Regions from separate parts of the Homo sapiens genome. Here region 2 is linked to region 1. The links are chromatin loops, found by intact Hi-C in ENCODE. Cell type or tissue: heart left ventricle. All regions are shown on one strand. Links, peaks and the distances in the headings refer to the core of each region. The heading gives the core; the rest is flanking DNA. Region 1 overlaps OPRD1 (opioid receptor delta 1). Region 2 overlaps RCC1 (regulator of chromosome condensation 1).

Evidence for each region. A loop is a pair of places that touch in the nucleus more often than their neighbours do. Peaks named below come from ENCODE experiments on the same cell type or tissue, not always from the same donor. Only the 100,000 strongest peaks of a DNase experiment are listed, where the experiment ranks them.
Region 2: it touches region 1 in a loop (4-fold over the local background); 4 of 110 quality-filtered maps call a loop at or near these places.

Annotation. Positions count from the first base shown.
Region 1 is chr1:28,858,384-28,866,704 of GRCh38, reverse strand. OPRD1 (opioid receptor delta 1) reads right to left here. Exons shown (of 3, transcript NM_000911.4): 2 at 7,402-7,751; 3 at 1-3,963. The coding sequence ends at 3,422. Among named protein-coding and RNA genes, the nearest start is that of OPRD1, 50 kb to the right of the region's middle. In heart left ventricle, for the core only: no CTCF peak of the experiment used is centred there; DNase peaks (open chromatin) are centred at 3,346 and 7,508.
Region 2 is chr1:28,530,636-28,538,956 of GRCh38, reverse strand. It overlaps RCC1 (regulator of chromosome condensation 1), which reads right to left. Exons shown (of 13, transcript NM_001381865.2): 6 at 6,967-7,154; 7 at 6,607-6,786; 8 at 3,811-3,907; 9 at 3,577-3,699; 10 at 2,931-3,086; 11 at 2,576-2,695; 12 at 2,058-2,210; 13 at 1-1,125. The coding sequence ends at 950. Among named protein-coding and RNA genes, the nearest start is that of TRNAU1AP, 18 kb to the left of the region's middle. In heart left ventricle, for the core only: no CTCF peak of the experiment used is centred there; no DNase peak of the experiment used is centred there.

The sequences.
Region 1 (8,321 bases), core at 206-8,205:
TTCTGGGGTTCCAGCTTCTAAGGCCTTTCTACTTCACTGATGCCTGGAATTAACTGGAAACATGGACCCTGGAATTCCAGGGACCCAAGTTCTGCCACTACGAACAGGCCCTGTGACTTAGGAGCAAGTAGCCTGACCTCTCTCAGCCTCAGCTCTCTTTGTCCTCAATGGGGATAACACTACTTCCTCACCAGGCTGTCCTGAGGATCAGGTGGGCTGATGCACACAAGACACCTGGCAGAGAGCCTGGCACACAGAAGAGCTTAGTTAAGCCCCATGCTCCAGCTGCACCCAACTTGTTGGGTTTGCCAAGCATTTAAACATCCCCATGCCTCCGCACACGCTATTTCCTCTTTTTGGTGGCCAACTCCTATTCATCCTTCAGGGTCCCCGACCCTTTTCCACCTCTTACAGAACTGCGACAAACATGTGTTTTAGTGAAAAGCTAGAAAAGGCACTTCCCTGTGACACCCTCCCTGGGGCTCCCTGTCACCGCACTCATCACACTGAGGTGCAATCATCTGTTGATGCTTTATCTCCCAACACTGGCTCAGGCTTTCTGAGGGCAGGGCCAAGGCTGACTCATTCCGAGTCCTGATGCCCAGAGTGCATGCTTGGCATGAAGTAGATTTCAATACAAGTTTGCACTACCTTAAACACACGTGGTCCGGACCCGGGCCCTGCTGACCTCAGGACAGATTTACATATCAGAAGGGGCAAAAAACAGCCAGATCTGTTACAGACACAGGAGATGGCAGTGAGTGGGCTTCAAGCAGCCTTGAAACAGGCCTATCCTGGGAGGGGACACAGGTCCTGCAGGGAGAGTAAACAGCCTGGCTCCAATGTCACCTCCTTCAGGAGTCTTCCCCAGTTCCTAGATTGTCCCTTTTTCTGCCATACCCCCAAAGCATTCACAGGAGGACCCCTGATGAGGAGAAGTGTCTCCTGCCATGCTGACGACCTCCCACCCTCAGACACAGGGGTCTCTGTGGTCACAAGGTAGTGAGAGTGATCTAGGTGGCTTGGGACCCCAGGTCACAATGGCTTGGCAGGCTGGATGTGAGTGCTGGGCATGGCCCCACATCTTTCCAGGACCCGGGGTAGCCATTTCCCAAAGGAGGCACATCCCCGGGTCTGGGGCTGCTGGGAGCCTCACCCTGAGAAGGGGGCTGTGCTTTGCCCTCTGAGAGCATCCCTTCCCCCTAATGTGCCCAAAGCCCCTCTTGGTGCCTAAGTCCCCAGCCCCCTGCATGCTATTCAGTCCCTGCTGGAGTGACAGCCTCCCAGCTTTTGTTCCAAAGACATGGCTGTCAAAGGGAAAAGAAGTATATTGTTTCTTTTTCTTTTTTCTTTTGTTTGAGACAAAGACGTCAATTTCTTTCCATCTGTCCCAAAAAAGGAAGAAAATTAAATTTGTTTTTACAAGGATGTCAGCACACTGCTTCAATAGGGAGTCAGGGGTGCATTACTGAGGCAGTGTTGGTGAGGGAGGGGACAGCAGCGGAGGGAGAGGAGATGAGGCACGGGGGAGGTACAGAGAACAAGGACAGACACTGATATTCTGGGAAGCAAAGATCCAGGAGTGCCTGAATAAAATGCCGAACCAATGAAAAGAAAAACTTCTACACCCAACTCCAGGTGGATATCACTCTCAGCAGCGTGAAGGGGACAGCTGGGCTGGAGCAGGTGGGGGACCTGGGGAGCCTGGGGGGAAAGGCAGAGGGGGACACACACTGATGCCGGCATTGCAGTTACAAAAGCTTCTCCCCCCAGTTCCTTCAAGGTCAGGTCCCCATATGGGCAGTTCCAGTTCACTGGAGTCATTGACACCAGACACATGGATGCAGCCAGATGTTGGGAGAATGGAAGAGGATTTCATCCAGGTTCTTATCAGGGCCCAGGACCCAGCACCAAGTGCGAACTGATGCTTCTCATACCCCGCCCCCCGCCCTCAAGAGTCCCAGGCACCACTTACCATCTACGGGATCTAAGTAGGTGGTCCTCTGTCCTCCAGTATCTGGGCCAGAGAAACTAGGGCCCTGGGGACTCACAGAAAGCATCCACCTTCCACTGGAAGACCTAACCTTGAAGCAGGAGCCCACCTCTTCCTCCACCCACCCACCACCACCCCTTGGCACGGAGGTCCACTCCGGGTCTGGGTTTTCGAACTGGTTTTGGAAGCCTTCTCCTTCCCAAGCCTCTGGGCCCCCATTAGTACTCAGTTCTGGGGACCCTACTCCAACCAAGGTCCTGTCTTATTACCCTATCCTGGAGTGGCTGCCCCCCGCTCTGCTGTCCTGTCCCAAGCCCCACTGTGGCCACCGATTCTGAGGGATTCCTGCCCATTCCAAGGAAATACATGCCTGTCAAAGAGATAAAAGGTATACTGTTTCTCTCTCTTCCTATCTCTTCTTCCCTCATTCTCCCTCTCTCTCCTTTTTGAGAGACAGAGTCTTACTCTGTCCCCCAGGCTGGAGTGCAGTGGCACCACCATAGCTCACTGCAGCTTCAAACTCCTGGGATCAAGTGATCCTCTCACCTTCCAAGGAGCTAGGCCTGCAGGTACACACCACCATGCCTGGCTAATTTTGTATTTTTTGTAGCGACAGGGTCTCCCATGTTGCCCAGACTAGTCTCGAACTCCTGGGCTCATGTCCATCCACCTGCCTCGGCCTCCCAAAGTGCTGGGATTACAGGCTTGAGCCACCACGCCTGGCCCCTCAGTCTTTTATATTCTATTTATAAAGGTGTCAAGTCGGACCTGGACCTCAGCGAGCCTTGCCCCTTGCTAGAACTCAGGGCTGGGACTGTATCCCGTATCCAAAGATGAGGCCACAGGCCCTTTGCACAGGCGCCCTATCTGGTGACCAAATCTTCAGCTGTAGCCACACCCAGCTGTCCTGTCTCTGGGTCTCCCCTCACAGGAGGCTCCTCCCTACTACACAGAGGCCCAGTCTTGCAGCTCAGTTTTCAAGCAACTGTCCCCACCACTGCCCTTTCTGGGTCCTGGGCCCGGACCCCCAACTCCGAAAGTCCGGCTCCAAGTTAGAAACCGAAGCTGTCTCAAGGTTGAAGCCCCGCCTTCCTGGAGATGCCCTGTTTAAGGACTCAGTTGTAGAGCCACAGGTCCCGCTCCTCTCCTGGAGTCACTGGCTTTCCCGCCCCACCTAGAGCCGTGGACGGGGCACCCAGACCAGAGGCACTGCGCCATTGATCTGTCCTCTGCCTCGCCCCAAACCAGAGGCCCACCCCATGCCCATCTAGCGGCCCGGTCCCGTCTCCGAAACAGAGGCCCCATCTGGCGGTCCCAAGCCTCCGACCTTCTACTGCCCCACTCCACATCATGGCTCGCGCCTCCCACTGGGACTCATGTGGCCTCCGGGTCACTAGGGAGGGGCGCTCTGGGGGCCGGATGGCCTGGTCAGGCGGCAGCGCCACCGCCGGGACCATCGGACGGGGTGCAGGCGGTGACACGCTCGCGGGCCGTGGCTTCGCGGGCGCGGCTGAAGCTGCTGGGGTCTGGGCGGCCGCAGGGCTTGCGGCAGAGCTGGCGGAAGCAGCGCTTGAAGTTCTCGTCGAGGAAAGCGTAGAGCACGGGGTTGAGGCTGCTATTGGCGTAGCCCAGCGCGATGCACAGGTGCAGCGCAGCCACCACCAGCGGGTCGCGCCGGTCGATGTCCACCAGCGTCCAGACGATGACGAAGATGTGGATGGGCGCCCAACACACCACGAAGGCGCCCACAACCACCAGCACCATGCGCGTGATGCGCCGCAGGCTGCGGTCCTTCTCCTTGGAGCCCGACAGCAGGCGCACACTGCGCAGGCGCAGCAGCATGAGGCCATAGCACACGGTGATGATGAGGATGGGCACCACGAAGGCGAAGAGGAACACGCAGATCTTGGTCACCGTGTCCCAGTACCAGCTGGGGCTGGGGAACTGGAGCATGCACACCACTGCCCCGTCTGGGCCGCGGAAACAAGGAAAGACAGACGGGGTGAGGGGCCTGTGTGCCTAAGGGGCCCCCACCTGCTTGCCCACCCTTTCAAGGCTTGGGCAAGTCCCACCACCTCCTCCCAGCCTTTGTTCAAGGGGATTCTTCTGTCTGGAGTGTCCTCCTCGGCTTCGGTACTTGGTGAACTCTTAGTTATCCGTAAAGACCTAGCAGGATTGGCCCTCATCAGGGAGGTCCCCTATGTTCTCTCCTGGCCCCTTTTCAGCCTTTGTGTCCATGGGTGGCCGTAATGAAATCGTTTAGCTCAGCCCACTGAATGCCAGTCATTGCAGTAACTCAAAGCACCTTGACCCATTTCCAAACTAGCTCCATTGGGGACAGGACTGCTAAGACAGACAACATGAGCTAGGAGCAGGACTCAGGCCCTACTACATAGTGTAAGGAAATTACTAAACCTCTTGGAGCTTCAGTGGAGTGGGGCTAATGACAGTACCCACATCTCCAGGATTGTCGTAAGGATTAAATAGGCTAAGGCGGACAGGTGCGGTAGTTCACGCCTGTAATCCCAGCACTTTGGGAGGCCGAGGAGGGCAGATCATGAGGTCAGGAAATCGAGACCCTCCTGGCTAACACGGTAAAACCCCATCTCTACTAAAAAAAAAATACAAAAAAATTAGCCGGGCATGGTGGTAGGTGCCCATAGTCCCAGCTCCTCGGGAGGCTGAGGCAGGAGAATGGTGTGAACCCAGGAGGTGGAGTTTGCAGTGAGCCGAGATCGTGCCACTGGACTCCAGCCTGGGCGACAGAGCGAGACTCCGTCTCAAAAAAAAAAAAAAAAGAAAAGAAAAGAAAAGGCTAAGGTACCTAAAGCATTTAGCATAGTGGGGTTCAAGCTCTTGGCGTACCCACAGGGAAAGAGGGGCATATATGTGGGGGAGTCCAGGACTCAAGGATAGGGTCAGGCTCCCTAGAGGGAAGCAGGTCTCAGCTTAATCACAAGAACCTCCTGGCCAGGCATGGGGCTCATGCCTGTAATCCCAGCACTTTGGGAGGCTGAGGCAGGTGGACTGCTTGAGTCCAGGAGCTGGAGACCAGCCTGGGCAACATGGCAAAACCCCATCTCTACAAAAAAAACAAACATTAGCTGGGTATGGTGGTGCATATCTGCAGTCCCAGCTACTTGGGGGGCTGAGGTGGGAGGATCGCTTAAGCCCTGGAGGTTGAGGCTGCAGTAAGCTGGGATAGTGCCGCTGCACTCCAGCCTGGGTGACAGAGCGAGACCCTGTCTCAAAACAACAACAAAAACAAAACAAAACTTCCTTCCTTCTGGGAGGAAAGCAGACTTCAGCTTAACTCAAGGACTTCCTTCTTGAGATAGGAAGGGTGCCTAGGATGAAATGAGCTCCCCATTCCTGGAGTGTGGGCTTGGGCTGGATGAACACCTTAGGGGGTGTTGTGGGATTCTGATACAGCCTTGAGGCTGGCCCAGGGGACTCCCAGGATCTCTTGGAATGCTAGGATTTAAGAAGCCACACGATGGACTTGAGGCTAAGAAGTGAGAAGGGGCTGGGGATCCACAGACAGAGTGGGTCCACAGGACATCAGGCTGGCAGGACCCCTAGAAGTAACTGAATCCAAGACCTTCATTGTATAGGAACCAGAACAGCACTTGTTTAAGGTCACACAGCAAGTGGCCCACAGGTTCAATAAGTGCTGATGGCACACACTGGGAAAGTGTGTGTGTGAGGGATTGTGGAGTGAGGAGGCCCATCTGGTCCAGCCCCAGGAGGGATGCAGTTAATGGCCCGTAAGCTGAAGGCTGACAGTGAGGAATGGGGCTCTGCTGTGAGTCAAGGCCAATGGCTCACAGGCTATAAAAGGGCACCAGGGACTCTGCCCTTGTGAGGGTCAAAGGTAACCAAGAAGCTTGTTCTCTCCCACCCACAGCATCAACCCTCTGCAAACTTCCACAAAAGGGACTAGAAGGAGTAACAGACCTGGGGGCAGGAACCCTAGGTTGCAGGCCAAATTCCACAAAATGCCTGGCTGTGTGACCCTAAGTAAACCACCTGACCTCTCTGATTCTGTTTCCCTACAGTCAAATGGAGGTAGGAGTCCCTGCCTTGTCTATCTCACAGGCTTAATCATTTAATAGCTATTATTCATTGGGCCTTGGCGATGAGCCAGGACTTGTCCTAAGTATTCTACACATATTATCTCTTTTAACCTTCTCAACATCTCATGATATAGTGTGACTCAGAGAGGTTAATTAGTTACTATGTCTGTGGAGCCCTTCTAAACAATATTTCTCACTTCCTTGCATTAAGGTGGGGCCATGTGACCAGCTGTCACTAGAAGAAATGGGCCATAAATTTTTTTTTTTTTTTTTAGACAAGTCCCATTCTGTCGCCCAAGCTGGAGTGCAGTGGCATGATCTCAGCTCACTGCAACTTCCGCCTCCCAGGTTCAAGTGATTCTCCTGCCTCAGCCTCCCAAGTAGCTGGGACTACAGACGCCCACCACCACGCCTGGCTAATTTTTGTACTTTTAGTAAAGATAGGGTTTCACCGTGTTGGCCAGGCTGGTCTGGAACTCCTGACCTCAAGTGATTCACCCGCCTTGGCCTCCCAAAATGCTGGGATTACAGGCATGAGCCACTGCACCCAACCAACATTTAAAGTGGCTGTGCTTTCTCCTCGCTCCCTCTCCATATTCATCTGCCGGCCAGATGCCAGCAGTAGAAGATTCAGAAACCATCAACAGGAGGCTGGGTCCCTGAATGTCTGTGCTCCTCCTACTCACACTGGATTGTGATGGGAGTGAGAGAGAAACCTCTACAGTGTTAAGCCCCTGAGCTTTGGAGAATGTTATTGCAGCTCCCCTGATACAGGCAGTTACTATAATTACCATTTTAGCTCCTATTTGTCATTCCCTGCAGGCTATTCTCTAGGCTTTGCTTTGGTCATCCAGGCCAGTGGTTTTCAAATTAGGATGAAAGGGAGTTTAAAATGGGACCACAGATCTTGCAGCCTCCACTGCTCACTGGTCAGTGACACCCTCACCTCACTGGACATCCAACCATCTCTCTATACATCCACACATCCCTGGCCAGCCACCTACATGTACATAACCAGCCATCCATAATCTCCTTCATAAATTCATACATTCCCTTTGGCCAGCAACCCATATGACCACTGATCAGTCATTCATCTTCACAATAGTCAACCATCCGCATGCCCCCCTGGCCAGCTATTCCCATTCCCATTGGTTGACCTTCTTCTACACTCCCACTGGCCAGCCACCACACCATCATTGATCTTGATCAGAATCCAACCTCTGCTGATGAGCCACCTACACTCACCCTGGTAAGTGCCCTGCAAGCCCACAAAGGCCCATGTACTGCCTCCTGTGGTCAGTGGCCTGTGCCATGGTGCACTCACTCACTCACCCCGGGGACGGGTCACAGCCATGACCATGATGGGCACGCCAACGCCTGAGGCCAGGACCCAGATACAGATGTTGATCAGCTTGGCCTTGGCAGGCGTGCGGAAGTCCAGGGCCTTGACAGGGTGGCAGACAGCGATGTAGCGGTCAACACTCATCATGGTGAGCGTGAAGATGCTGGTGAACATATTGTAGTAGTCGATGGAGAGCACAGCCTTGCAGAGCAGCTCGCCGAAGGGCCACGTCTCCATCAGGTACTTGGCACTCTGGAAAGGCAGCGTGCTGGTGGCCAGCGCATCGGCTAAGGCCAGGTTGAAGATGTAGATGTTGGTGGCCGTCTTCATCTTAGTGTACCTTAGAAAGAAATGCATGTGTAATTAATCCCATTTCACAGATTTCAGTTTCACATGAAACTCAAGGAAGGGAAGTAGCTTTCCTAAGGACATGCAAAAGGTCAGGGGAGGCTAGGCATGGTGCCTCACAACTGTAATCCCAGCACTTTTGGAGGCCAAGGCGGGTGGATCACCTGAGGTCAAGAGTTCAAGACCATCCTGGCTAACAAGACGAAACCCCATCTCTACTAAAAATACAAAAATTAGCTGGGTGTGGTGGTGGGTGCCTGTAATTCCAGCTACTTGGGAGGCTGAGGCAGGAAAATTGCTTGAACCTGGGAGGCAGAGGTTGCAGTGAGCCGAGATTGCGCCATTGCACTTCAGCCTGAGCGATAAAAGCGAAGCTCTGTCTCAAAAAAAAAAAAAAAAAAGGGTTGGGGCAAAGGTGGGACTAGAACCCTGCACTATCTGATTTGGCATCGCTCCTTTCCCCGACAACAGAAGCAAAAGGATTTCTCTGGTTGTGAATAACTTTGGCAGAAGGTGTTTTAAGAAAAATCCTGGCCGGGCGCGGTGGCTCACGCTTGTAATC
Region 2 (8,321 bases), core at 273-8,272, 330 kb after region 1:
TAAAAGATTTTGTTCTCCCTCCAAAATATTTTACAATTAAAAAAATCAAAACTATATCCTATTTTCTCAGCCACTGTACAAGTTGCTGTTTCCATCTCAGGACTAGTCTCTGGCCCTCCAACACTCTGTCCCTCCCTCAATCCCCCACCTCCTTTCAATATTGCTGTTAAGTTTGTTTATAAAACCCTCCACCCTCTCTCCCCACCCCATACCCTGCTCTGCTCTGCCCAGAGTGGTGTCTCTTTGCGATTCCAGGCCGTTGGCTGCAGGTGAAGCCGAATGGATGGGTACGATGTACACAAGCAACACCTGAGGGGCAAGAGTATGCTTTGTGCTTCTGGGAGAATCACTTTTTTCTTGGTCAAGTGGAGGATCGTTCTTTTTTGTCCCATGGACACCTGTTCTGAGCCAAATATTTGGCTTATAGTTGCCCACAGCCATGTAGCTCTGCTTTTTTCTGCACGTTCCTCTGGGCGTGGGTCCGTGACAGATGGCTCTTATGACTGTACCATTTGTTTGCCTGTGGACTGTTAGGGACAGGAAAGGGGCACATGACTAGAATGGGGCTTGATGGAGCCCCAACTTCTCAGAGAGTGGGCACAAAACCCCAGGGGGGAAGTTTTGGTTTTCTAGTAGGCAAAGCCAGGGCCAACCAGGACCATGGAAGGTAGGGAAAAGGGGAGAAACGTCTAACCATATAGCTCTGAGTGAGCCATGTTCCTTTTGAAAACCCCCTGTCCATCCCCCCCTTTATTCTGTAGGTCCCAGGAAAATTCCAAAGAGGAGGAAGGAAAAGAGGAAAAGGATTCTGTTCTGCTGATGAGAAAAGGCAGGAACTGACACAGTGCTCAGGGCTGGGGAGAGGCCCGCTGCCATCTGCAGCTGTCACTGCTTCCCTGTTCTGTGAGGGAGGTTGTGCAGGACAGAAGCCAGGCCCTCAGAGGCTTCATCAGCTCTGTTCTTTGTCCTTGACTAATAAGACTGTATGCTGGCCCCCGCTGGACACAGATAAGACCACACGGTTCTCCAGCTGTTTGCCCATCATCTCCACAGGGCTCCAGGCGTCCTCATCCTGCCCTGTGCCCAGCTGGTAGTTGGTGCCCATGCCCCAGGCGAAAACACGACCTGCAAGAGAGAGAAATGGGTACAGCTGTCTCCAGGATCCCCAGCCCACCTTTCTGTAGCAGGAGAAACCTGGGACATGGGCGTGGACTGTGGCCTTGGCCAATAGCAGCTTGGCAAGGTACCAGACTCTGGGAGTTCAGGGAAGTTGGGAGAACCCAAGGAGATGATGGATAAAAAAGAACTCTGTAAACCAGAGAGCACAGTCCCTACACACTGCCAAAGGCTGCTCCTAGGCGTGGCATTCAAGGTCCTACCCCACCCTCTGTTCCCAGGACCAGCCACCTTTGAGACTGCCCTGATGTTCCTCTGCCTGGAATGGCATTCTTTGCTTTTCACAAGGAATGGAACCTTCAAGGTACAGTGCAAGCCCCACTTCCTGAGGAAGTCTTCCCAGATAACCTCAGGTCAAGCACCTCTGCCAGCTCCAGGCTTCTACAGGACCTCCATGGCTATCCCCCTCACCCACTCAGGCTTTGGTGGTCACTTGTTCACACCCTCCTCTGCTATAGTTGCTACAACTCTGACTACTAAGCCTTTTTTTTTCTTGATTTAGATTCTAAGTAAAAGTCCCTGGAAAGCGGGAACATACAAGGTGATATATGAAGGGGTCACCCTGAGGGGAGAGAGCAGCCTGGGTTAGGAGTCTGGAGACTTGGGTTCCAGTCCCATTGCCTCCTTAGGCCTCAGTGATATCTCACTCTTTGCTATTTCTCTCCTCTGCATAATAAGTCACCTTTACTAAAATAATTTGTGTACTCATTTCATATTCATCAATGCCAGAGCTTCTGAGAAGCAGGAACAAAGTGCCATCACAAACACTGCTCTCTGTACCTCGGCTCCCCCGAGAGTGGACATCACAGCCTATTGGGGAATTGGGTAAGAACCATGACCCCCAGGTCCCAACTAGACAGAGTGTAGGCAGCCCCACTCACCATCCTTGGTCACAGCATACCCCACAGAGGCCCCACAAGCCACCGAGGAGACAGCAGGCAGCCTGGAGATGAGGGTGGGTATGCTCTTCTCCTCAGCACCCTCTCCAAGGCCCAGCCGCCCATACTCAGCCCGGCCCAGGCTGTATGCTTTTCCTATGGGAGGAGGGAGAGAGATGAGCAATAGCAGAGGGCGTGCTACAGGCAAAATGGGTGGCAGGCTAGGTGAGTCCACCTGTCCATGGGAGTGTGTCCCTGCTCCCAGAGCGATCAGAAGGAGATCTGCAGTGTCTCTTCCCAGTTTTGGAGGAGGCCTAGGAGAATCTACATGGGCCCCCATTGAACTCACACTTGGAAGAACACCAGGACTCTAGGAGGATGAGAGTGACTCTCATGGACCCATGTATGGTACAACCCATGGAACAGACCCAGGCTCCAAGGACCATGGTCTCAGGAATCTGGCTAGGCCTAGGCCAGGGAACACTCCACCCCCAAACTAGAGAAGGACGTAAAGGCCCTACCTTCCGAATCCATGCAGACTGTATGGTGCTGGCCACCAGAGAAGCCCACCCAGGACTTGGTGGAATTCTTGAAGGATGTTAGGTTCTGGGGTATGAAGCAAGATTCTGTGCCCGGAGTTCCTGGGGGAAAGGCCGGAGCCATCAGGGGTGAAGGTGTTCTGAGAGCTGCCCTTCTCAATCTCCTCCCACAGTGAGGCCACCTCCCATCAGGATATGGACATTCTCACTTTACAGATGACAAAACTGGCTTGGAGGGGTTAGACGACCCCGCAAAGGATGCACAATGAATGAGTGGCAGAGCCAGGACAGGAACGCAGGCCACTGGGTCATGCCTGAAGCTGGGCTCGGGGCTCACCAAGCTGATGGTAGTTGGAGAGGCCGAAGCCGTACACGTGGCCCTCATGGGAGATGGCAAAGGTGAAATAGGCACCACAAAAGGCATCCTGGAATCTCACGTGGCCCCGGCTTCCCCTGGATTTCAGCATCACACACTTGGGGACCAGGAGTCGTTCTGCAGGCAAAGGGAAAGCCACGGTCAGTGACAGACAGACACACATGGCTTCTCTCTGCCCCGAGTTTAATTCTCCTCCATTATAAAAGCCCTTGAGAGGCTAAGTAGGGACTCTTATCCCTATTTTATAGAAAAGGAAACTGAGATCAAGAGAATACAAGTGCCTTGCTCAGATTCCCACAGTCATTACGGGTATCATTTACGTGGAACTTACCATCTGCCTGATATTCTTCTCATTAACTCATTTAACTTCACAGCAACCTAATGAAGTAGGTTTACAGGTAGGTAGACTTAGTGATGAAGAAACTATGTTCAGAGTCCCATAGACAGTAGGTGGCAAAACTACCAGAGCAGTCTGTCTCCAAAGTCCTAACCAACACCACAAGCCCATCTGATGCAAGCCTGACCACAGCAAATCCTTCCTGCCTTTGGCCTTCACTGTGGGGGTGGCCTGCCAATTTGCCCTGCTGGAGGTACCAAGGCCACTTACCGAGGCCTTGCCGGCCACCACGGTTGGCAAATAACTCAGGCACACGGCCTAGCTGGCCCTGTTCCCCGCAGCCCAAGGTGTAGAGGTCACCATCAGCTGTCAGCATCACCAAGTGGTCGTTTCCTAAGGATGAAAAGGTAAGGGATGCAGGCCACAACTGTAAGGCCCAAGGCTAGGCCAGCCCCAGAACAAGGTCCTCCAACTCCTGCCCTGAGCAAGTGCCCCCAGACCCACCTGAGGCCACCTTTACCACAGGCACATCCAGCTGCACCTGCACAGGCACCATGCTCTTCTTCATGGGCTCCAACAGTCCAATCACACCGTTATTGTCCTAGAAGGGAGGGACAGGGCACTTATCAGCCAGTCCTGCCTGCCCCGTGCCAGTGAAATCCAGAAGGGCAGTGGCACCAGATGGGGATGGAGAAGTGGGCAGGAGCCAGGCCACATACTCAAATACTTATGAATGAAATCATTTATGGTCTGCGACTTGCATTAAAATAATCAAGGAGTCAGAGAGCGGATGCAAATAGAGATAAACAAGTCTGGCCACAAGCTGATAATCATTGAAACTGTGTGGCAAGTAAATGGGCACTCAATATACTATTCTGGGCCAGGCATGGTAATTCATGCCAGTAATCCTAGCACTTTGGTAGGCCCAGGTGGGCAGATCGCTTGAGCTCAGGACCAGCTTGGGCAACACGGTGAAACCCCGTCCCTACAAAAAATACAAAAATTAGCTGGGCGTGGTGGCACAAGCCTCTAGTACCAGCTACTTGCGAGGCTGAGGTGGAAGAAATCACCTGAGCCCAGGAAGTTGAGGCTGTAATGAGCTAAGACGATGCCATTGCACTCTGGCCTGGGTGACAGAGCAGGATCTCGTCTCTAATTAAAAAAGAAAAGAGGCCGGGCGCGGTGGCTCATGCCTGTAATCCCAGCACTTTGGGAGGCCAAGGCGGGCGATCACGAGGTCAGGAGATCGAGACCATTCCGGCTAACACGGTGAAATGCCGTCTCTACCAAAAAATACAAAAAATTAGCCGGGCGTTGTAGCGGGCGCCTGTAGTCCCAGCTACTCGGGAGACAGAGGCAGGAGAATGGCGTGAATCAGGGAGGCAGAGCTTGCAGTGAGCCGAGATCGCGCCACTGCACTCCAGCCTGGGCGACAAAGCGAGACTCCGTCTCAAAACAAAGAAAAAAGAAAAGAGGCCAGACGTGGCGGCTCAAGCCTGCAATCCAGCACTCTGGGAGGCCCAGACGGGCGGATCACCTGAGATCAGAAATTCACAACCAGCCTGGCCAACATGGTGAAACCCCGTCTCTACTAAAAATACAAAAATTAACCAGGTGTGGTGGCGCATGCCTGTAATCCCAGCTACTCGGGAGGCTGAGGAAGGAGAATTGCTTGAGCCCGAGAGGCAGAGGTTGCACTGAGCCGAGATTGTGTCATTGCACTCCAACCTGGGTGATAGAGCAAGACTCTGTCTCAAAAAAAAAAAAAAAAAAAAAAAAAAAAAAAAAAAAAAAAAAAAAAAAAAGAAAAGAAAAGAAAAGAAAAAAATATAATTCTGATATTCTGATTACTTCCTTTTTTTTTTTTTTTTTTTTTTTTTGAGACAGAGTTTCGCTCTTGTTGCCCAGGCTGGAGTGCAATGGCGCGATCTCGGCTCACTGCAACCTCCGCCTCCCAGGTTCAAACAATTCTCCTGCCTCAGCCTCCCGAGTAGCTGGGATTACAGGCATGCACCACCATGTCCAGCTAATTTTGTAATTTTAATAGAGACAGGGTTTCTCCATGTTGGTCAGGCCGGTCTCGAACTCCCGACCCCTCAGGTGATCAGCCTGCTTCGGCCTCCCAAAGTGCTGGGATTACAAGCATGAGCTACTGCGCCCGGACTTCTTTTTTTTTTTTTGAGATGGAGTCTCGCTCTGTCCCCTAGGCTGGAGTGCAGTGGCGCGATCTTGGCTCACTGCAAGCTCCGCCTCCCGGGTTCAAGCCATTCTCCTGCCTCAGCCTCCCGAGTAGCTGGGACTACAGGCACCCGCCACCACGCTTGGCTAATTTTTTGTATTTTTAGTAGAGACGGGGTTTCACCATGTTAGCCAGTATGGTCTCGATCTCCTGACGTCGTGATCTGCCCATCTTGGCATCCCAAAGTGCTGGGATTACAGGCATGAGCCACCGCGCCCAGCCCAATTCTGATTACTTTCATGTGTTTGAAATTCTCCATGAAAATTTCAAAATAGATGTGATAAGGAAACACCCATCAGGCCGGGTGTGGTGGCCCACGCCTGTAATCCTAGCACTTTGGGAGGCTGAGGCGGGTGGATCACCTGGGGTCGGGAGTTCGAGACCAGCCTGACCAACAGGGGAAACCCCGTCTCTACTAAAAATACAAAATTAGCCAGGCGTGGTGGCGCATGCCTGTAATCCCAGCTACTTGGGAGGCTGAGGCAGGAGAATCACTTAAACTTGGGAGGCAGAGGTTGCAGTGAGCCAAGATTGCGCTATTGCACTCCAGCCTGGGCAACAAGAGTGAAACTCCATCTCAAAACAATACAAAAACAACAACAACAACAACAACAAAAACCCACAATCTGTTTTTTCAACTACACTCCTCTGTACCTTGGAAACTCTGAGATGCGACAATCCCTGCCTCCACACCTCCTTGCCCCATCCAAGCCTCTGGGAAGTGTGGAAGAGGCAGTGCTGGCAAGGTGAGGGGGAGACAGAAGTCAGGGAGATGGGTGAAGACAGCAGGCCTCCTGGATCAGCCTCAACCCAGGGACATCCTTGACCCACTCACTTCCCAGGACAGACACTTGATGACATCGGATTCAAGGAAGCAGCCAGTGGCGTGGACAGGCCCACATGAGGAAGCTAGAGTCCTGGGTCTGGGCCTCAGCTCTACCTGTGGGCTTTCATCTCCCCACCAGTAAGTACCATGGGGGCATGGAAGTGGATTATCTTTGGGGCCCCGCCAATTAATTCTGTCTTTCAGGGACCATGCAGACTTTCAGACCCAGCCTTACCCGGAAGGAGCCCCAGAGGAAGACACGGCCATCATCGGTGAGGGCTGCTGTGTGACTGTCTCCTGCTGACACCTGTACCACCTTCTCTTGCAGCTCCACTTTCCCAGGGACCATCTCCGAGCCCTCCACTGATGTGTCCCTTCCCAGGGCACCCTCATCATTGCAGCCGAAGGAATAGACCTGTGCCCAGGATGCCCTCATTAATGCAACGTCTGGCCTCGCAGTCCATTCTCATGTAGGCCACTCCCCACTTGACTAGCCAGCTCCATTTCCACAGTGAACATGCGTGGTTCAAAAGCCCTGCCCCAAGCCACCCAACCCCAGGCCTTGTCCAACCCTGTGCCAGTCCCCAACACCTACCTGGCCACTTTTGCTTAGACACACGGTGTGCATGCCCCCAGCCTCAGCCTGCACAACATCCTCCGGAATGGATACCAGGGCCGGCTTCTTCCTCTCCATCACATTCTCACCCAGCCCCAGCTGGCCCACGTCGCCCTGGCCTAGTGTCAGCACCAAGCCGGGTTCTGTGCTGTGGGACCTGTGTGAGACTGAAGGGTGAAGAAGATAGACCCTGAGTGTAGAGGATGACGACAGCGAGGAGAGGTCACAGGCTCTGGGATCAGACAAACCTGTGCAGAAGCCCCTGCTCTGCCACAGACTGTTAGTATGAACTTTCTAAGTTTTGTCATCTGTGAAATGGGGACAACAAAAGTACCTCTCTCACAGGATTTTTGTGGAGATTAAGAACTGAGCACATTATTCACGTGAAAGGGGAGAAAGGGAAACAAGGAGACACTGGATACTGTGAAATGAATCTTGGTGGAGAGGGCAAGAAGGGCTGGGTGCGGTGGCTCACACCTGTAATCCTAGCACTGTGGGAGGCCAAGGCGGGCGGATCACTTGAGGTCAGGAGTTAAGAGACCAGCCTTGCCAACAGTAGCCTGTAATCTCAGCTACTCAGGAGGCTGAGGCAGGAGAATCACTTGAACCTGGGAGGCGGAGGTGGCAGTGAGCCAAGATCGTGCCACTGCCGCCTCCAGTCTGGGCGACAGAGTGATACTTGATCTCAAAAAAAAAAAAAAAAAGAAAAAGAAAAGAAAGCTAATTATTGTTATTGTTATTTTGAGACGGAGTCTCCCTTTGTCGCCAGTCTGGAGTGCAGTGGTGGATCTTGGCTAATTGCAACCTCTGCCTCCCGGGTTCAAGCGATTCCTCTGCCTCAGCCTCCTGAGTAGCTGGGACTACAGGCGCGCGCCACCGCGCAAGGCTAATTTTTTGTATTTTAGTAGAGACGGGGTTTCACCGTGTTAGCCAGGATGGTCTCGATCTTCTGACAGGCGTGAGCCACCTTGCCCCGCAGAAAGCTAATTATAATAGCAGAATCTGCACCGAAAGCAAGGGAGACTACGTGGGTCAGAGAACAATCCCCAGTCTCCATCCAAGCCCTCCTCCATGCCCAAGCCGTCCGCCAGTGAATAAGTTCAGCTCCCGGGCAAATCCACTGCAGAAACGGACTCTTCCCTCCACCATCCAGTGGAGAGGCAGGAGGGGCGGGAGGAAGAGCGGACAGCGGCATTTGCGGGAGGTGCGCGCCCGGGGCTCTCTGTGGGCCAAAGGCGGCCCCCCAACCCGCAGCCCCGGGCAGCCAATGGCGCCCAGCCCCTCCCCCGAGGATGTGGCCACCGCTGAGGAGCCCGCGCTGGCAGCACAGAGGG